Linked DNA regions of Homo sapiens: region 1 is linked to region 2. Evidence: read pairs that join two places in POLR2A ChIA-PET (ENCODE). Cell type or tissue: HCT116. All regions are shown on one strand. Links, peaks and the distances in the headings refer to the core of each region. The heading gives the core; the rest is flanking DNA.

Evidence for each region. ChIA-PET counts read pairs that join two places held together with the same protein. Peaks named below come from ENCODE experiments on the same cell type or tissue, not always from the same donor. Only the 100,000 strongest peaks of a DNase experiment are listed, where the experiment ranks them.
Region 1: POLR2A ChIA-PET joins it to region 2 with 5 read pairs; 2 of 35 experiments call an interaction of 5 or more read pairs at or near these places.

What each region holds. Positions count from the first base shown.
Region 1 is chr19:44,817,561-44,827,292 of GRCh38, reverse strand. BCAM (basal cell adhesion molecule (Lutheran blood group)) reads right to left here. Exons shown (of 15, transcript NM_005581.5): 9 at 8,656-8,771; 10 at 8,411-8,552; 11 at 8,101-8,237; 12 at 7,803-7,947; 13 at 7,567-7,711; 14 at 6,471-6,588; 15 at 5,872-6,377. The coding sequence ends at 6,372. Among named protein-coding and RNA genes, the nearest start is that of BCAM, 13 kb to the right of the region's middle. RefSeq lists a silencer at 9,227-9,521. In HCT116, for the core only: no CTCF peak of the experiment used is centred there; no DNase peak of the experiment used is centred there.
Region 2 is chr19:44,679,735-44,689,466 of GRCh38, reverse strand. It overlaps CEACAM19 (CEA cell adhesion molecule 19), which reads right to left. Exons shown (of 8, transcript NM_001127893.3): 5 at 9,133-9,179; 6 at 8,155-8,240; 7 at 6,847-6,900; 8 at 5,112-6,030. The coding sequence ends at 5,977. It overlaps LOC107985306 (a long non-coding RNA gene), which reads right to left and starts at 4,429. Exons shown (of 3, transcript XR_007067268.1): 1 at 3,237-4,429; 2 at 1,451-2,624; 3 at 923-1,235. RefSeq lists enhancers at 1-260, 4,076-4,370. In HCT116, for the core only: no CTCF peak of the experiment used is centred there; a DNase peak (open chromatin) is centred at 4,216; H3K4me3 peaks cover 817 bases; H3K27ac peaks cover 2,715 bases.

The DNA of each region.
Region 1 (9,732 bases), core at 966-8,965, 140 kb before region 2:
CATGGGATGTGCCTTTGGGTTATGTGAGTGGGAGGTAAAGGAAATGGAGGAATCCAGGATAAATTCTAAGTTTTGGGCTCACCCAGCTGGAGGGCAGGGATACCATTTATGCGAGAGGAAAGACTGGAGGTCGATTTGGGACATAATAGGTTTGAGGTATCTATGTGGATATCTGTCTGTCTATCTATCATCTATCTGTCTATCTATCTATCTATCATCTATCTATCTATCTATCTATCTATCTATCTATCTATCTATCATCTATCTATCATCATCTGTCTATATCTATGTAAAGACAGGGTCTCACTCTGTCACACAGACTGGAGTGCAGTGGTGCAATCAAGACTCACTGCAGCCTCGAACTCCCAGGCTCAATCAACCCTGCTGCCTCAGCCTCCTGAGTAGCTGGGATCACAGGCATGCGCCACCATGCCCGGCTAATTTTTTGTATTTTTAGTAGAGACAGGGTTTCACTATGTTGGTCAGGCTGGTCTTGAACTCCTGGGCTCAAGCGATCCGTCTGCTTTGGTCTCTCAAAGTGCTGGGATTACAGGCATGCCTGGCTACCCCCTGCCTGGCTATTTTTTTGTATTTTTAGTAGAGACAGGGTTTCGCTATGTTGGCCAGGCTGGTCTTGAACTCCTGGACTCAAGTGATTCACCCACCTCGTCCTCCCAAAGTGGTAGGATTACAGGCGTGAGTCACGGCACCCAGCCTGAGATAAAAGCTTTATAAGATTAGAGGTTAATATTCCTGGTGTGTAGAGAGATCCTGCAAATTAATAAGAAAAGGTAAAAAAAAAAAGAGAAAAGTAGGCAAGAGTATACCACAGTTCATAAACAAGAAAAGCAAATGGCCAATGAACATACAGAGAAACACCATTTTCACACTAGAGGTCACGGAAATTCAAATGAAAACAAATTAATATGCCATTGTGGTGAATTTGTATAATTCTATATTGTCTTAGCATCCATTCTGAATATGTTTAACTTTCTCATGCCAAAATCTGGACTTAGTTATCCTTGACACAGTTTCCAGCTCTATACTTCCTCCCAGTCCTTCCTCCCTCCCTCCCTGCCTCTCTTCCTTCTCTCTATTTCTTTTTTAGAGACAGGGTCTCATTATGTTGTCCAGGCTGGTCTCAAAATCCTGGCCTCAAGCAATCCTCCTGCCTTAGCCTCTCAAAGCACTGGGTTTACAGGTGTAAGCCATCATGCCCGGCTCTCCTTCCAGTTTCTTACTGGAGTTGATCAAGGTATCAGCTTTATCTCACCTCCTCCTGTATGGGACCATCTCTGTATGGGACAGCTAGATAGATACAAACTACTTGACCCAAGCTACTGATCCCCACACCTCCAATGAATGGACTGTGCAGATATGACAACCTCCATCACAGTGTGTCTCTATGGAATTCTTGTGCCTGCTTGTTCTAAACCCATCAGTTAGAACTCTCCTGGGGAACTCCGTCTCCGCCATGCCCTGGACCGCAGTAAAGGCTTTGGGGGGGTCTCTCTCCACCTGCTGGTTGAGCCTGCATGTCTCAGGCAGCTGCCCCCTTCCCACTGGCCCAGGGAAGTGTGCTGCTCTTTTCTCTCTGGGATCCATAAGTAATAAACTGCTTCTGTTATATCTTTCTTTCTTCTTTTTTTATTTTTAAATAGAGACAGGGTCTCGCTATGTTGCACAGGCTGGTCTCGAACTCCTGAGTTCAACTGATCCTCCTGCCTTGGCCTCCCAGAGTGCTAGGATTACAGGTGTGAGCCATCATGTCCAGCCTCTGCTTCTGTTATTTCTTCTTCCTTTATTTTTTTGAGACAGAATCTCCCTCTGTCGCCCAGGCTGGAGTGCAGTGGCATGATCTTGGCTCACTGCAACCTCCACCTCCTGGGTTCAAGTGGTTCTCCTGCCTCAGCCTCCTGAGTAGCTGGGACTACAGGCGCACACCACCACGCCCGGCTAATTTTTTTATTTTTAGTAGAGACAGGGTTTCGCCATGTTGGCCAGGTTGGCCTCAAACTCCTGGCATCAAGTGATCCTCCTGCCTTGGCCTCCTGAAGAGCTAGGATTATATGCGTGATCCACTGCACCCTGCCTCTTTCTGATATTTCATGTGTTTTGTTGAGTTGCCTCCTTTGTGTGTGTCACTTGACTGACACACCTGAACCTAATGACTTTCCTGGTTTGGAATAAACTGGACACAGGTCAGATAAGAGCCACAAAGGGTCTTGGCCAGTATAAATACATTTCCTGTGAGAGGGACACCTGTGTACAAGTCAGACACTTAGGCATTGGGCTGCCTGCCAGGATAAAGGAAAATCTGCTGAAAAGCACATTGTAAACACTTATGATCTAATCCCCTGGAGCCCAGGCAGGGCAAAGCCAGAGTCTATGGCCATGCTCATGAAAGGGACCTCAAGACCAAATTATCGGCCAGGCACGGTGTCTCACACCTGTAATCCCAGCACTTTTGGAGGCTGAGGCGAGTGGATCACCTGAGGTCGGGAGTTTTAAGACCAGACTGACCAATATGGTGAAACCCCGCCTAAAAATTAGGCCGGGCACAGTGGCTCACACCTGTAATCCCAGCACTTTGAGAGGCCGAGGTGGGTGAATCACGAAGTCAGGAGTTCAAGACCAGCCTGGCCAACATGGTGAAACCCCGTCTCAACTAAAAATACAAAAAATTAGCTGGGCGTAGTGGCGGGTGCCTGTAATCCCAGCTACTCAGGAGGCTGAGGCAGGAGAATTGCTTGAACCAAGGAGGCAGAGATTGCAGTGAGCCGAGATTGTGCCATTGCACTCCAGCCTGGGCAACAGGAGCGAAACTCCGTCTCAAAAAAAAAAAAAGAGACACAAATATGAGAGCCATTTTGTTACCCATCAAGTAGGCAAAAATTTAGAGGATAATTGCAAGTGCTGGCCAAAGTATGGAGTAATGGGCACCTCACACACATTGACAAGAGTGGGAACTGCAGGTTTTTTGGAAGAAGAAAGTTGTTAATACAAAGTTTTTTAGAGGCCGGGCTCAGTGGCTCAGGCCTGTAATCCCAGCACTTTAGGACGCCAAGGCAAGCAGATCATTTTGAGCTCAAGTTCAAGACGAGCCTGGGCAACATGGTGAAACCCCGTCTCAACAAAAAATTCATAAATTAGCCAGGAGTTGGTGGCTTATGCCTGTAGACCCAGCTACTCAGGAGGCTGAGGCTGGAGAATCGCTTGAGCCTGGGAAGTGGAGGTTGCGGTGAGCCGAGATCTTGCCACTGAACTCCAGCCTGGGTGACAGAGTGAGACCCTGTCTCAAAAAAATAAAAAAATAAAAATTTTTTTTTTAGGCTGGGTATGGTGGCTCATACCTGTAATCCTAAAACTTTGTGCAGGAGGATTGCTTGAGGCCAGGAGTTTGAGACCTTGTCTCTACAAAAAATAAAAATAAAAATTTAGCTGGGTGTGATGGCATGTGCCTGTGGGTCTAGCTGCAGAGCAAGCTGAGGCAGGAGGATCACTTGAGCCTAGGAGTTTGAGGTAGTGAGCTATGATTTTGCCACTGCACTCCATCAAAAAAAAAAAAAAAAAAAAGAATGAATGACAAAGAAAAGCCCACTTTTGGGTGAATCAGTGAGAGAAAGCTGTCACAGTAGTGGTGGGTGAAATCAAGGAGTAAATTATTGCCATGGGAAAACCGTCAGGAGCACTTCCTACCACCACACAGTTGAAAAACAAACAATAACCTTGTGTTTGTTTTAAATGAATTCAATAAACCATGGGATCTGAGCGCCTTAACGTGGCCCATGAGCTCTTCTGCCTGGGCAGGCTGCTTGGTTTACCTACCAGGAAGGAGGCTTCTGTGGCATCCGAATAATTTCCTATGGTGACAGATCCCACTCTGTCCACTTTGTGGCTGAGGTGACTGAGAGCAGAGAGTGGAGCTGCGTGCCTGAGATTTGAGAAGGCAATGCTAGGAGGCCCTGGGTGGTGTGTGAGTGCAATGCCCCCATCACCCCACATGGCTCTAAGATCACACTGACACCTCACAGCAGCCCGCCGTGGCCAAAGTGCAATTGATCCCCATTCGATGCACAAGAAAGGCTCAGAGAGGTGAGGTCGCCAGCCAGTCACCCGTGCTGACCTCCCGCTACCCTCCTCCGTCCTTCTAGGCAGCTGCTTGCATTTCCTCTCTCCCTTTCCAACTGCAATGATCTCTCTAACTCCAGTTCTTCTTTCTCTGTATTTCTCTTTAAAAAATTATGTAGAGATGTGGTCTTGCTGTGTTGCCCAGGCTGGTCTTGAACTACTGGCCTCAAGTGAACCACCTGCCTTGGTCACACAAAGTGCAGGACCACAGGTGTTTGCCACCATGCCCAGCTAATTTTTTATTTTTTTGTAGAGATGGGGTCTCACTATGTTGCCCAGGCTGGTCTTGAACTGCTGGCCTCAAGTGATCCTCTTGCCTGTGCTGAGGACTGCAGTCGTGTGCCACCATGCCCGGCTAATTTTTTATTTTTTGTAGAGATGGGGTCTTGGTATGTTGATCAGGCTGGTCTCAAACCCCTGGCCTCAAGAGATCCTCCTGCCTCAGCCTCCCAAAGTGCTGGGATTATAGGCATGAGCCACTGGACCTGGCCCACTACTCTTTTTGTCTGTCTCCCCAGATCTATTTTTGTCTCTTACTCCAGGGCTCTCTCGGAGCTTCCCAACCCATCCCTCTTGCCTCCCCCTAAATCTTTCCATCCCTTTCTCACGTCCCTCTTTCTTGGCCTTGTAATGTCTGTGTGTCCTCTCTGCCCCAGGCCCCCTTTTCTCTGGATTCCTCCAAGCTCCCCGCTTTCCCCAGGGACTCCTCCCCAGAGGAGGTGGCTCCATCCCTAATTCTATTGACTCTACAGCTAAGAGGGAGCTTTTCCTCGCCCAGTTTCAATTCCCTCTGGGGCTCTGGCAAGACAGACTGGGAACTTTTACTTAAGGGGACAGCACCCATCTCCAGGCAGACGCTGGTCCTCGGGGGCCAAGCCCAGCACCCTCGGGACCTGGCATCTTTCCGTCCACCCCCGGCCAGCTAAGTCGCCCTCTGCGTGCTCACTCGCTCTCATGCTGTCATTTCTTTTTCTTTTCTTTTCACGGAGTGTCTCGCTCTGTCGCCCAGGCTGGAGTGCAGTGGTGCGATATCGGCTCACTGCAACCTCTGCCTCCTGGGTTCAAGATTTTCTCCTCCTCAGTTTCCCACGTAGCTGGGATTACAGGCTCGCGCCACCATGCCTGGCTAATTTTTTGTATTTTTAGTAGAGATGGGGTTTCACCATGTTGGCCAGGCTGGTCTCAAACTCCTGACCTAAAGTGATCCCCCTGCCTTGGTCTCCCAAAGTGCTGGGATTACAGGTTTGAGCCACTGAGCTTGGCCTCTTTTTGTTTTCTTCTTTTTTTTTAGAGATGAAGTCTCGCTTTGTCACCCAGGCTGGAGTGCAATGGCGTGATCATAGCTCACTGTAACCTCGTATTCCTGGGCTCAAGGAATCCTCCCACCTTAGCCTCCTGAATAGCTGGGACTATAGGCACACCTGGCTAATTTCTGTATTATTAGTATTATTATTTGTAGCGATGGGGTCTCCATATGTTGCCCAGGCTGGTCTTGAACTCCTGGCCTGAAGCCACCCTCCAGTGTCAGCCTCTTAAAGTGCTGGGATTACGGGCGTGAGCCACCACCACTGGGATTACAAGAATGAACCACGGCGCCCAGCCCTGTCTCATTTCTTTCTCCATGACATCAGGCGTCTTCTGAGGTCTTGCAAGGGGGCGGATGGGGGGGCAGCTGAGAGCAGGGAATCACCTGCATCGCCCTTCCCCTCCCTACTCCCAGAGGAAGCTCTGGCCACAGGATGGTGTTGATGTGACAAACAGCATTTATTCCAGACTCCAGTGTCCACAGATGATGGGGTGGGGCGGAGGTAGGGCGGGGGCAGGAGTGGGACCAGGGGCGGGGTGAGGGGGGGGAATCCAGTGTCAGACTCTGCAGCAAGACGTCAGGTGGGGGGACCAGCAGGGGAGGCGGGAGGTAAAAATAGCTCCGGCCAGCCGACCCTCGGAGCCTTGTCCCAGGCTGGGCCTTGGGCTTGGGTCCAGGAGCTATTCTGGGGCCTGGGAGAGTCACATTCCCTGGAGGAAGGCCCCCTCCCACCCACCCACCCTCCCTCTCCTTCCCTCCCGGAGGCAGGCAGCCACTGTGGGTCCCTGCCTTGCCGGCAGAGGAAGGAAGGGAGGGCTGGGCAGGGAGAGGGAAGAGGGAAGAGGGAAGGCGGGGGCGGGCATGGCGTGAGCAGGGCTGGTTCTCTGATGCCTGCAGCTCCAGGTCCAGGGACAGCCTCTAGGAGGTTCTTGGCTCAGCACTGGGGAGCGGATGGAGAGGTCAGCCTGTGCCCACGGGCGTGCTCCACTGCCCAGCAGGTCCCTCTCACCAGGGGGCCCAGGCCCTCACCCACCTCGTCTCCGAAGCCCCCGCTGCCACCCCTGGCTCCTCCGGAGGCACCTCCCATGAGAAGGCCGGTCTGCTCTGGTTGCTCCGACCCCGAGTGGCTCAGCCCTGGCTCCCCTGGCGGCCTGGGGGGAGGAGGCAGCGGGCGGAGGCGTCGTGTTGGAGGTGCACACGGCAGGGGGAGGAACTGAGGATGGGGGTGGGTGGGACTAGGATGCGGCTGGGGATGGAGGTGAGGATGGGGGTGTGCTGGGTGGGGATGGCATAGGGATGGGGTAGGGGCTGGTAATGGCACTGGGGTTAGGGTTGGGCATGGGGATGCAGATGCTATTGGGGTTGGAGGTGGGAATGTAGCTGGAGTTGGCTTTGGGATCGGTCTGGGATGGTTACGGATTGGAGGTGAGGACGGCCATGTGGTTGGGGCTGGAGACAAGGTTAGATGAGGAGGAGCTTGGGGAGGCTTAGGGGTTGGATTTGGAGTCAGGAATGGGGACAAGATTGGGGATGGGGACATGGGTGAAGTTGGCTTCGGGACGGTGGAGGACTAGGGTTGGGAAATGGCTAGGTGAGGGCTGGATGGTGAGAGATAGGCTTGGAGGATAAATTGGAGTTAAGGGTGAGCTCAGGGGGATGATGGGTGTTGGGGCTGGAGGTTGGGGGAGGATGGGGATGTGGCCAGGGCTGGAGAGGAGCTTAGTTGAGGATGGTTTGAAGGGGGTTATGGATTGGAGTTGAGGGGAGATTGGGGGCAGGGTTGGGATTGGAGACAGGCATGGAGTTGGGGATGAGGCTGAGCTAGGGGCAGGAGAGGTGATTAGGGAAGGGGATGGTGTTGAGTTTGGCTTGGGGATGGGTTTGGGGATGGCCCTGGGTTGGGTTTGGGGCTGCAGTTGGGGATGAGGATGAGTTGGGGATGGCTGTGGATTAGTCTGGGGCTGGGTTTGGGGCTGTAGTTGGGGATGAGGATGGGTTGGGGATGGAGGTGGATGTGGTGGGATGTGGGGTGGAGGATAAGATGTGGTTGAGGTTATGGGTTGAGCTTGGGGTTGAGGGTGGGGATGGGGTTAAGCTATGGTGGTCATTGCAGATAGCAGGCCACTCACGGAGCCCCCTTCTCCCGCCGCTGGCGGCAGCAGGGGCCCCCTTTGCGTCTCACGCAGTAGAAGACAGCAACGACGAGGAGCAGGAGGCCCACGCTGACGGCCACGGCCATGACGGCCACTCCAGCCTGGGAGGTCTGGGGGCTCACTGCAGGGACAGGATGGAGAGAGGCGTGGGTCAGGCAGTGGGCTCTGTCTGCCCCACACCCGGCTCCTCTGCCACCACCTCAGTCACTCACCGGTGCCGAAGTGGAAGACATGGCGCTTGTTCCCGTGGGGGTTGGAGGCTTCACAGGAGATGCCATCGCGGCTCAGGGCGCTGGTCACTTTCAGGGTCAGAGAGCTGCTCACCCAACCCTGCCGTCCGGGGATTGGCTCTGCGGGCTATGGAGGCTCCGATCAGGCCCCGGCTGGTGGGGTCAAGGGGTGGGGTCAAGGGCAGAGGTGAACGACGTCCAGTCTCCCAGGAAGTGGAAAGGAGGGTGTGATACTTGGATGAGTGAGAGGGGGCTCAGGGTGGAGAGGAAGGTCCCTTACGCTGCCCCCCAATTGGCTCCAGCTGAGTTTGGGGTCTGGATGGCCGCGGGCAGAGCAGATGAGTGTGACTTCGTCTCCTTCCCTCCAGCTGCCATCTGCCTTGGGCTCTATTTCCGCTGTCTTTAGCTCTGGCGAGCCTGTGGGTGGTGGGGATGGGAAGAAAGTGAAGGGAGAGGAGAGAGAGAGAGAAGAGAGGCATCGAGCAGAAGATGGAGTCCCCAGCCAGGGACTCAGGAACTCGTCCTGTTTGTCCAGGTCCCACACCCCACACTGTCCCCATCCAAGCCCACCCCCTCCCTGCCCCCTGAACCTTGGACCAGCAGCGTGAAGTTCTGGGTGCGGCTGAGGACCGGGACTGTGGGCAGGGAGGCCTCACATACGTAGGTGCCATTGGAATCGAAGGTGATAGAACTGAGCGACAGCATGGGGCCATCGCCCAGGGGAGTGGAGTCCTGGGAAGGGCAGAGGAGGAGGAGGACGCTGTGAGAGGGCGAGGAGTGAGGGGAGAGAGGAGGGTGCGAGTGCAGGGCCCGAGGGGGCTCCTCTCCCTCTCACCTTGGTCCAGCGTAGGGCAGGGGTGGGCAGGCCGTGCACGGAGCAGTTCACGACTGCACTGCTGTTTAGAGGTAAGGAAAGCACCTTCCCCTCGCTGAGCTCCAGGGGGTCCAGATCTGCAGTGGGGGACAGTCTGTCACTCGTCCCAGACCGCCACCCACTCAATTAGGGGCTCTCCAGGGGCGGTCGGGGGTGCAAACATGAATGGACAGTTGGAAGCAGAGAACAGCAAGTAATCCTCCTGGTTTACCCCATCTCCATGAAATCTCCATTCTCCCATCCAGGCTCTCCAACCAAAAATCTAGCAGTCTAACCCCAACATTGACATGCCCAAGTCAATTACTTTTCTTCAGAGCTGACATCTGAGCCCAAGGTTAATGAATAACCTTAGGTGTGGAAGGTGTCCCTTCTGTGACTTTAGCACACAAACCTTTTGCTCAAACCCCAACCTGTGGGGTAACCTCCCTGTTACCCCCAAACATCTTTTCTGCAAAGTTTTGTTTTTGAATAGAGACAAGGTGTTGCTATGTTGGCCAGGCTGGGTCTCAAACTCCTGGCCTCAAGTGATCCTCCTGTCTTGACCTCCCAAAAGTGCTAGGATCACAGGCGTGAGCCCCTGCTCCTGGCCTCAGCAAGTCTTTATCTGGTCTGCTCCCAGGACAAATCCTCTGGCTTCCTGCCACCTCTGGCCCCAGGTTTGACTGTCCCAACCACCTCTTCACTAGCCTGCTCCTCCCTCTTGTCCATCCTCCACTGAGCAGCTAGAGGGACCTCTTTAAAACATCCACTGGTCAGGCCGGGCACGGTGGCTCATGCCTATAACCCCAGCACTTTGGGAGGCCGAGGCGGGTGCATCACCTGATGTCAGGAGTTCGAGACCACCCTGGTCACATGGTGAAACCCCATCTCTACTAAAAATCCAAAAGCTAGCTGGGCATAGTGGTGCATGCCTATAGTCCCAGCTACTTGGGAGGCTGAGGCAGGAGAATCGCTTGAACCTGGGAGGTGGAGGTTGCAGTGAGCCGAGATTGTGCCACTGCGCTCCAGCCTGGGTGACAGAGTGAGACTCTGACTCAA
Region 2 (9,732 bases), core at 799-8,798:
AGACTCTCTGGGTTCCCAGAGGGGTAAAGAAAGGGGCAGAGACGGGGTGGGCGCATGGGGGGGCTCAAGGTAGCTGCAGCGCTTGTGCATGATCTGTGTGGTGCTCTGCTGCCCCCTGCTGGCTCAGGGCTGACCCTCTCTTGCAGCAAGTCTGGCAATAGTGACGACCCAATAAGCACAAACCCCAAACAGTGAAAGAAGGTGACATTTCTGGAGTGACAATGAATCAGGTGCTACAAGATGCACTTATGTTCACTGTCCCCACTCACACACCCCGACCCCGGTCTCCAGCTATCCCCTCCTGCCGACTCAGTACTGACCTCTCAAACCCGCCTGCTTTCTCTCCCCACTCCCTCGCTCCCTCTTTTCCTCCCCGCTTGCTTTCTCTCTTTCTTTTTTTTCTCTTTCTTTTCTTTCTCCACCTCTTCCCCCCCACACTCCTCCTCCCTCCCCCACCCCATTTCTCTCTTTCTTTTAAAAAATATTTTGCGAATCTGGCAGCCTCTGAACCAGAATAGGTTCAGAAAGGCTCCACCCTTTCTTCTTTTTTAAACGGTTTTGCGGTGTAATTCACATACCACACAATTCATCCATGTAAAGTATACAATGCGGGCTGAGTGCCATGGCTCACACCTGTAATCCCAGCACTTTGGGAGGCCAAGGCAGGCAGATCACTTGAGGTCAGGAGTTCGAGACCAGCCTGGACAATACAGTGAAACCCCGTCTCTGCCAAATACAAAAATTAGCCGGGCGTGGTGGTGCACGCCTGTAATCCTAGCTACTCAGGAGTCTGAGGAAGGAGGATCACTTGAGCCCAGGAGGTTGAGGCTGCAATGAGCCCAGATCGTAACCACTGCACTCCAGCCTGGGCGAGAGAGCAAGACCCCGTCTCTTAAAATGAAAACAAAACCAAAATAAAGTGTACAATTCAATAGCTTTTAGTAAATTCACAGAGTTGTGCAGCCATCGTTACAATCAATTTGAGAACATGGCTAGATGCCGTGGCTCATGCCTGTAATCCCAGCATTTTGGGAGGCTGAGGTGGGCGGATTGCCTGAGCTCAGGAGTTCGAGACCAGCCTGGCCAACATGGTGAAACCCTGTCTCTACTAAAAATACAAAAATTAGCCAGGTGTGGTGGCATACACCTGTGATGTCAGCTACTCGGGAGGCTGAGGCAGGAGAATCGCTTGAACCCGGGAGGCGGAGGTTGCAGTGAGCCGAGATCATGCCAGCCTGGGTGAAAGAGCAAGACTCCATCTCAAAAAACAAAACAAAACAAAAGAAAACAAACAAACAAAACATTGAGAACATCCTATCACCCCTAAGAGAAAGCTTGTATCCATGAGCAGTCACTTCCCCATTCCGCCCTTCCTCCCAACCCAACAACTACTACATCCACTTTCTGTCTTGATGAATTGCCTGGGCATTTCATAGCAATGGGACCCTACCATATGGAGTCCTTTGCGTCTGGCTTCTTTCACTTAGCACAGCGTTTTCAGGGTCATCCTTGCTGCAGTATGTGTCAGGGCTTCATTTCTTTTCATGGCTGAATAATGTTCCACTGGATAATACAGCCATGCGTCACTTCATGATGAGGATATGTTCTGAGAAATGAGTCTTTAGGCGATTTCATTGTTGTGTGAACATCACAGAATGTGTTTACACAAACCTAGATGGTAGAGCCCGCTACACATCTAGGGTATAGGTACAGGCTATTGCTCCTAGGTGACAAACTTGCATAGCCTGTGGCTACATTGAAAACTGTAGGCAATTGTAGCACAATGATAAATATTCGTGTACCTAAACATAGAAAAGATACAGTAAAAATACCGTGCCGGGCGCGGTGGCTCACGCTTGTAATCCCAGCACTTTGGGAGGCCGAGTTGGGCGGATCACGAGGTCAGGCGATCGAGACCATCCTGGCTAATACAGTGAAACCCCATCTCTACTAAAAATACAAAAACTTAGCCAAGCGTGGTGGTGGGCGCCTGTAGTCCCAGCTACTCCGGAGGCTGAGGAAGGAGAATGGCTTGAACCCAGGAGGTGGAGGTTGCAGTGAGCCAAGATTGCGCCATTGCACTCCAGTCTGGGCAGCAGAGTAAGACTGTCTCAAAAACAAAAACAAAACAAAACAAATAAACAAAAGAACTCATTCGTCTGTTCATGGGCATTTGGGTTATTTCTACCTTTTGGCTATTGTGAATAATGCTGCTGTGAACAGTCACACAGAAGTGTTTGTGTGGCCATGTCTTGATTTCTTTTGCAAACCTGGCCCTGTCGCAGTGTGTACAACACCCCTGCTCCCCACCCTCCCATTGCTCGAAGCAGTCACCCAAGAGTTGACCCTCTCCAGCACCTCTTAAGCATGCCCGTTCCAGTAGGTTCTTAGCACCTGCTCCATTCCTTCACAGCATCGTCATCCCTGACATTATGTTCCATGTGCTTTGTTTTTCTGTGGCCTGTCTCCCACTAGAAGGTCAGCTCTCCAAAAGCAGCCATCACTGTCTCATTCATGGCTGTCTCCCCAGAACCTAGAATAGGGCTGTCCACAACAGATGCTCAATAAATCTTCATTGAATTGATGAACAAACCAATTATTGGCACACTCTTCTCTCCAATCCCCTGTATCCAAACCAGAAACAAATTCTGTCAATGTTTTGTTCTAGAGTGTTGCTCTGTTGCCCAGGCTGGAGTGCAGTGGCATGACCTCGGCTGAATGCAACCTCTGCCTCCCGGATTCAAGCGATTCTCCTGTCTCAACCTACCACCACTCCCGGCTAATTTTTGTATTTTTAGTAGAGACTGTATTTCAGCATGTTGGCCAGGCTGGCCTTGAACTCCTACCTCAAGTAATCCGTCTGCCTTGGTCTCCCAAAGTTCTGGGATTATAGGCGTCTGCCACCATGGATTTCAGTCCTCCTGTCTGCAGAGCCAGGAGTTTGAGACCAGCCTGGCCAGCATGGTGAAACTTGTCTCTACTGAAAATACAAAAAAAAAAAAAAAAGTAGCCGGGTGAGGTGGTGTGCACCTGTAGTTCAGCTACTTGGTAGGCTGAGGCAGGAGAATTGCTTGAGCCTGGGAGGCGTAGGTTGTAGTGAGCTGAGATCGCACCACTGCACTCCAGCCTCGGCGACAGAGCAAGACTCAAAAAAGAAAAGTCTCAAAAAAGAAAAAAAAAAAAAGAGAGAGAAAAGATGGAATCCCCTCACACTCCTAGCCCTGAGCCCTGGCTACCTGGCTGGCTTGGTTGACCCTCTTAGCAAGGCGGTCAAAGGCCCAGGCATTTGGTGTCTGGAGCGGTCTGAGGATGGAGAAGTCTCCCAGAGAGTATTTGCATACTGAGTCAGCATGAGACGCAACTTCTCCTTCTGTGATTTCTTCCTCATCCTCTAGATTAGTTTCCCATTTCCTGTAAAAAATTGCCACAAATTTAGTGGCTTAAAACAACACAAGTTTGTTATCTTATAGTTCTGGAGGTCAAGAATCCAAAATGGGTCTCACTGCACTAAAGCCAAGGTTTCAGCGGGACTGTGTTGCTTTCTGGAGGTTGTAGGAAGAAAATCCATTTTCTTGCCTTTCCTCAATTCTGATTTTTTTTTTTTTTTTAAGACAGAGTCTCGCTCTGTCACCCAGGCTGGAGTGCAATGGTGCAACCTTGGCTCACTGCAACCTCCGCCTCCTGGGTTCAAGCGATTCTCCTGCCTCTGCCTCTCCAGTAGCTGGCATTACAGGCACCCGCCACCACGCCTGGCTAATTTTTCTATGTTTGGTAGAGACGGGGTTTCCCCATCTTGGCCAGGCTGATTCTTGAACTCCTGACCTCAGGTGATCCCCCTGTCTCGGCCTCCCAAAGTGCTGGGATTCCAGGCATGAGCCACCACCCTCGGTTCTGTTTTTTTTTTTTTTTTTTTTTGTAGAGACGGGGTCTTGCTATGTTGCCCAGGCTGGTCTCCAACTCCTGGCCTCAAGCGATCCTCCCACCTTGGCCTCCCAAAGTGCTGGGACTGCAGGCGTGAGCCACTGAGCTTGGCCCTCCTCCAGCTTCTAGAAGTTTCTTGCATTCCTTAGCTCAAGGCCCCCTTCCGTCTTCAACACTCACGATGGCCCATGGACTCTCTCACACTCAATCATTCTGACTCTGAAGTGCTGCTTGACTTTCAGCTCCTTCTCCCGTCTTCAAAGGGCTTTGCTTCCTTTGTTGTCACAGCCCCTCTGACTCACGCTTCCTGTGTCCTTCTCGATTATAAGGATCTGTGTGATTACATAAAGAGCCTGCCAGGGCAATCCAGGATAATCTCCCCAAAGCACGATCCTGAACTTAATCATGGCTGCATTCTTTTGTCATATAACGTAACATTCACAGGGGATTAGGATGTAGACGTCACTGGGGGGCCGTTATTCGCCTTTCACAGCACCCTGCCCCTCAAAGCCACAGTCTCGGCAGTGCCTTACCTGGCCCTGCGCCATGTGCCCCTCCGTCCATCTCCTGACGTCAACTTCCACCCACCTTTTCCTCCTTCCCCACCCTCTCCACCACACTGGCCTCCTTGCTGCTCCTTTTTTTTTTTTTTTTTTGAGGTGGAGTCTTGCTCTGTCACCCAGGCTGGAGTGCAGGGGCACGATCTTGGCCCACTGCAAACTCCGCCTCCCGGGTTCAAGTGATTTTCCTGCCTCAGCCTCCCCAGTTGCTGGGATTACAGGTGCCCACCACCATGCCCGGCTAATTTTTGTATTTTTAATAGAGAAGGGGTTTCACCATGTTGGCCAGGCTGGTCTTGAACCCCTGACCTCAAATGATCTGCTTGCCTTGGCTTCCCAAAGTGCTGGGATTATAGGTGTGAGCCACCATGCCCAGCCCCCTTGCTGCTCCTTGAATATGCCAGGCATGCTTCTGCCCCAGGGCCTTTGCACTGGCTATTCCCTCTGTCTGGAATGCTCTTCCTCCAGAGCCCCACATGGCTCCTTTCTTCCCCTCCTACAAGTCTTTGCTCATTTGTCACCTTCTCAGCGAGGACCTCTGTGCCCTAATTAAAAATCTCAGTCCCCCAATACTCTCGACCCCCCTCCATTTCCCCAATACACTTATCCCCATCTGACAGACAACGCATGTTCATTATTTATTTTATTTCCTGATTCTTTCCCCTGCCAAGTGACCCTCTGGGAAAGCGGGAGTTTTTGTTTTGCTTTCTACCAGGGCTGCAAGAGCCTAGAACTGGGTCTGGCATACAGCAAAGGCTCATTTATTGCTGAATGAATGCATAGTTTGGGGAAGGGGAGGACAAGCTGAGGCCACATTTGGGACGGGTGCTGGGGTGGGGTGGAGAAGGGAGCTGCTGCCCAGAGGGACTCAGTAAGATTCAGGGTGGGGGCCAAGACCAGCAGCTGGCAGCAGGTTCTGAGAGGGGCTGGGCCTGCCTGAACAGGGAAGGGGTCCAGCAGCCGTGGTCACCTTGCTGGGACTGGTGTGTGGGGCCACAGGCCTGTGAGGCTGGGCCTCTCTGCCACCTGAGGCCCGCATGGTGGGGTGTCTGCCTTGTCCTAAGGGGAGAAGACTCTGAGGGTCACTAGTGGAGTTGGGGTAGGGCATTGAGGACAGACAGTTGGGAGCCCAGCCAACTGCCTGGGAGGCAGGCCTGAGGCCACCATCTTGTCCCCAGATATCCAGATCTTGGGGGACTTTGGCATGGAAAGGGGCCAGAGCCTGCCTTTCACAGGCACATGGCCCAGGCCAGCTTGCTTGAAGGAACAGACCGAAGGCGGGCGTGCATTCACGGGCTGCACAAGGACCTGGGCCTGTTACAGTCTCCTGTCCCCCTGCCAGGACACCTGCCCCATGTGCTGCTGAGTCTTTGGCTGAGTCCACCTCATCGGCCCCACAGCCCCCAATGGCCTTGTCCTGCTGGTCTCAGGTGTGAGGCTCCCAGAGGAGGGCTGGGGCCTTGTCTTCTCCCTGGCTGGCCTGGCCCAGGACCCATCAGGAAGTTGGCACCAGCTGGCAGTAGGGGGCAGGGTCGGGGTTTAGCAGGTCCTGCTTGGGGGGAAGAGAGAACAGAATTATGACTGGGTGGAGGGGGAGAGTCTTGGGGAGACAGAGAGGGACAGAGGATGAGAGACAGCGTGAGATGGAGAGAAACCCGCAGAGAGAATGGAAGAGCAAGGTGGAAAGAGAGTGAGATGCAGAGACAAGAGGTCCTGGAAGAGCCAAGAAATGAGGTGGACACAGTGACAGAGACAAAGAGGCAGGAGAGACAGAGAATGGAGAGAGAGAGAGACAGAGATGCAGAGAAACGAAGACATGTAAAGAGATGCATCTTAGACAAGGCAGCATGAACAAACTGGAAACAGAAAGACAGATTAAAAAGGACACAGCAAGAGAAACTGAGAGAGAGAGAGAGAGAGAGAGAGAGAGTCCAAGAAAGGGGAAGACAGACATACAGACATATGTAGGCCACTGAGAGAGAGAGACAGAACTACAGGGACAGACAGCTGACAGGAGGGGATGGAGAGGGACTGAGCTCTGCGGTGGGGTTTCACTGGGGACCTGACTGGCTGTGTGGCCCCAGGCAATCCCCTGTCCCTCTCTGGGCCTTGTTCCTCCTGTGCAAGTTCAAGGTTTTGGATCCCTTTTGCAAAGAAGGAAATTGCAGCCTTGGGAGGAAAAGGGACTTGCCAGGGTCTCTCAGGGAGGCGGTTTGGGCTTCTTCGAGAGCAGAGACCGTGAGGCTTGGGGGGACGAGGGGAGGAAAGCCCCCAGTTTCAGTTGTCTTGACCCCTCCCCACCCCGGCTTCGGGGCTCCTGGATCCGTGGGATCCCCACCACCCCTCCCAGCTCCCAGCTCCATACCTGGTACTGGTGGTTCTCTGGCTCCGCCTGCAGGTGTGGGGGTGTGGGCAGGGGCTGCAAGGGAAGGACACGGGTGAGTGGGCGCTCGGCACCCCCCACCCTCTAAACTTTGACCTTTGGTGCTAGGACAGTCTCAGATTCCAAGTCCCCATCACCCCTCCCAGACTGTGAGGCCCCTGGGCAGAGGGGATTAGCTTCCTTACACCTCAGTGTTCTCCTCTGACAAATGGGCACTGGGCCCCAGCTTCGTGTGGTATCCAGTGGCCCGTCAACCACTCCATTAACTCTCAGTCTACCCCTGTCAACACCTCTGGTTCTAAGCTCTTAGCCTTAGTGTTTTATGTTTCTCTTATTTTTCACTTTTTTAGAAAAAGACAGGATCTTGCTCTGTCACCCAGGCCAGAGTGCAGTTGTGCAATCACCACTCGCTGCAGCCTCAAACTCCTGGGCTCAAGTGATCCTCCCTCCTCAGCCTCCCTGGTAGCTGTGACTATAGGTGCACACCACCATGCCTAGCTAAATTTTTGTAGAGATGGGGTCTAGCTATGTTCCCCAGGCTGGTCTCAAACTCCCGGCCTCAAGCAATCCTCCCACCTTGGCCTCCCAAAGTGTTGGGATTTACAGGTGTAGAGCCATCATGCCCAGCTAAGTTTCTCTTTTTATTTAATCTAAATAACTTTTTTTTTTTTTGGGATGGAGTCTCGCTCCTGTCGTGCAGGCTGGAGTGCAGTGGCATGACCTCGGCTTACTGCAACCTCCACCTCCTGGGTTCAAGCGATTCTCCTTCCTCAGCCTCCCGAGTAACTGGGATTACAGGCATGTGCCATCACACCTGGCTAATTTTTGTATTTTTAGTAGAGACGGGGTTTCACCATGTTGGCCAGGCTGGTCTCAAACTCCTGACCTCAGGTGATCCACCCACCTTGGCTTCCCAAAGTGCTAGAATTATAGGCGTGAGCCACCACGCCCAGCCTAAATGACTCATTTTTATAAACCTTTCGTTATATATATATAAAACCTCCCCATTATAAAGGTAGTGGCTGCTCAGTGCAGAAAACACAGACAAGTATAAAAGAAAAGAAGATAAAACCCACCCACCAGCCTCCACACCCCGGAGACAAATGCTGCTTCTGTTGTGCTGTTTCCTTCCAGTCTCTTTTCCTTAGGATTTTTAAAAACAGGGAACAATATATAGAGAGTTGAGATTCCCAAACCTGGTGTCAAGATGGCCCAGAGGACCACAGCCAGCTCAGAGAGGAGGCGCCTGTTAGCATTGGCTTCAGGGGAGAGGCTGGGGACGGGACTCACCCGGGCTGGGTTTATGGACCTTGTGTCACTGATGGGGGACACCAGGAGGACTGGAGAGGGCATCACTTCATAGATGTTGTTGTCACCTGAAACAGAGGCCAGGGGAGGTACCAGCTGACACATGGGCCCCACAGGCCACTCTGACTGCCTGTTGACATTCATTTATTTATTTATTCAACTAACATTTGTGCAAACGCTTCTTCTAGCCAAACCCAGTGCTGGGGACACAGTGCTGACCACGACAGTCCCAGGCCTGCCCTTCCAGGACTTACAGTCCAGTGGGGGACGCAGACCAGTCTCCAGAGTGACAACCTGGAGTGTTTAGGGCTGGAGTCGGGGGACTGGGGGCGGGTGGGAGCCCAAGACGGGGTGCCTAAGTAGCCTAGGACTCAGTGAGGGCTTCCTGGAGGAGGGGGCATCTGAGATAGTAGAGAGAAGTGAGTGAAGCTAAGGCAGGAGAGGGTGAGTGCAGAGGTCTGGTGAGAGAGCCAGCTGTGTTTCAGAAACTGTGTTTGATCTGTCTTGTGAAGGGCCTTGAGAACCATGTTAAGGAGACTAAACTTTGTCCCAAGGGCACAGGGGAGCCATGGAGGGCCTTTGAGCAGAGGAGTAACATGATCAGAATTTTAGAAAGACCTTGTCCTGGGATGGGTTGGAGGGGTCTGGAGGCTGGGAGACCAGTGAGGAGCTGGGTGTGGGGGGTCTAGGAGGCTGGTAGTGGCCTGTGGAGGTGGATGGGATCCACTTGCATGATGGGATGGGGATGCTAGCCACTGAGAAGAAGAGAAAAAGCAGGTTTGGGGTGGGTGCCGATGCGCTCAGATTATGTGGGTGAGTTCAGGGGGCCCCAGAGAGGTCTCGGGGCAGGTGCATTGGGAGGTCTCTGAGTGAGGGAGAATAAGCGGGCTTGTGGCTATAGGGGAGAAAGGAGGAGCTGAGAGGAGGGCTAGGTAGTGAGATCTGGGGCTCCCGCCTTACCAGCATCATGAGCAGGGCCCAATTCTGGCTTCTCTGTGGTCGCCATCCTGGGGACACATAGAGGGAATTGATATTAGGATAGAGAGACACTCAGGCGGGGGGAGAGAGACTTAAGAGAAGCTGGAAATCCCACCAGGTCCCTGAAAGCCACATGGTCTCTCCTTCAGAGTGAGCTAGGATGAGGCCTGAACTATCCCAGACTTTTCTTCCATAATCCTCATCCGCAATCCCTCAGTTTCCCTAGCCACCACCTTATGCCAATGAATAGTGTTCCCCAGACATCACCATTTACAGAGATCACCTAAATGATCCTGCTTCATCCACCTGTCTTATGATTTCCTTAATATTTCTCTTTACATAGATTCATTTGAATACCCTTATTTATTTTTTATTTTTTAATTTTTTGAGACAGAGTCTCGCTCTGTTGCCCAGGCTGGAGTGCAATGGCGTGATCTCAGCTCACTGCAACCTCCGCCTCCTGGGTTCAAGCGATTCTCCTGCCTCAGCCTCCCAAGTAGCTGGGATTACAGGTGTGTGCCACCATGCTCGGCTTATTTTATTTTATTTTATTTTAATTTTTTTTTTTGAGACAGAGTCTCG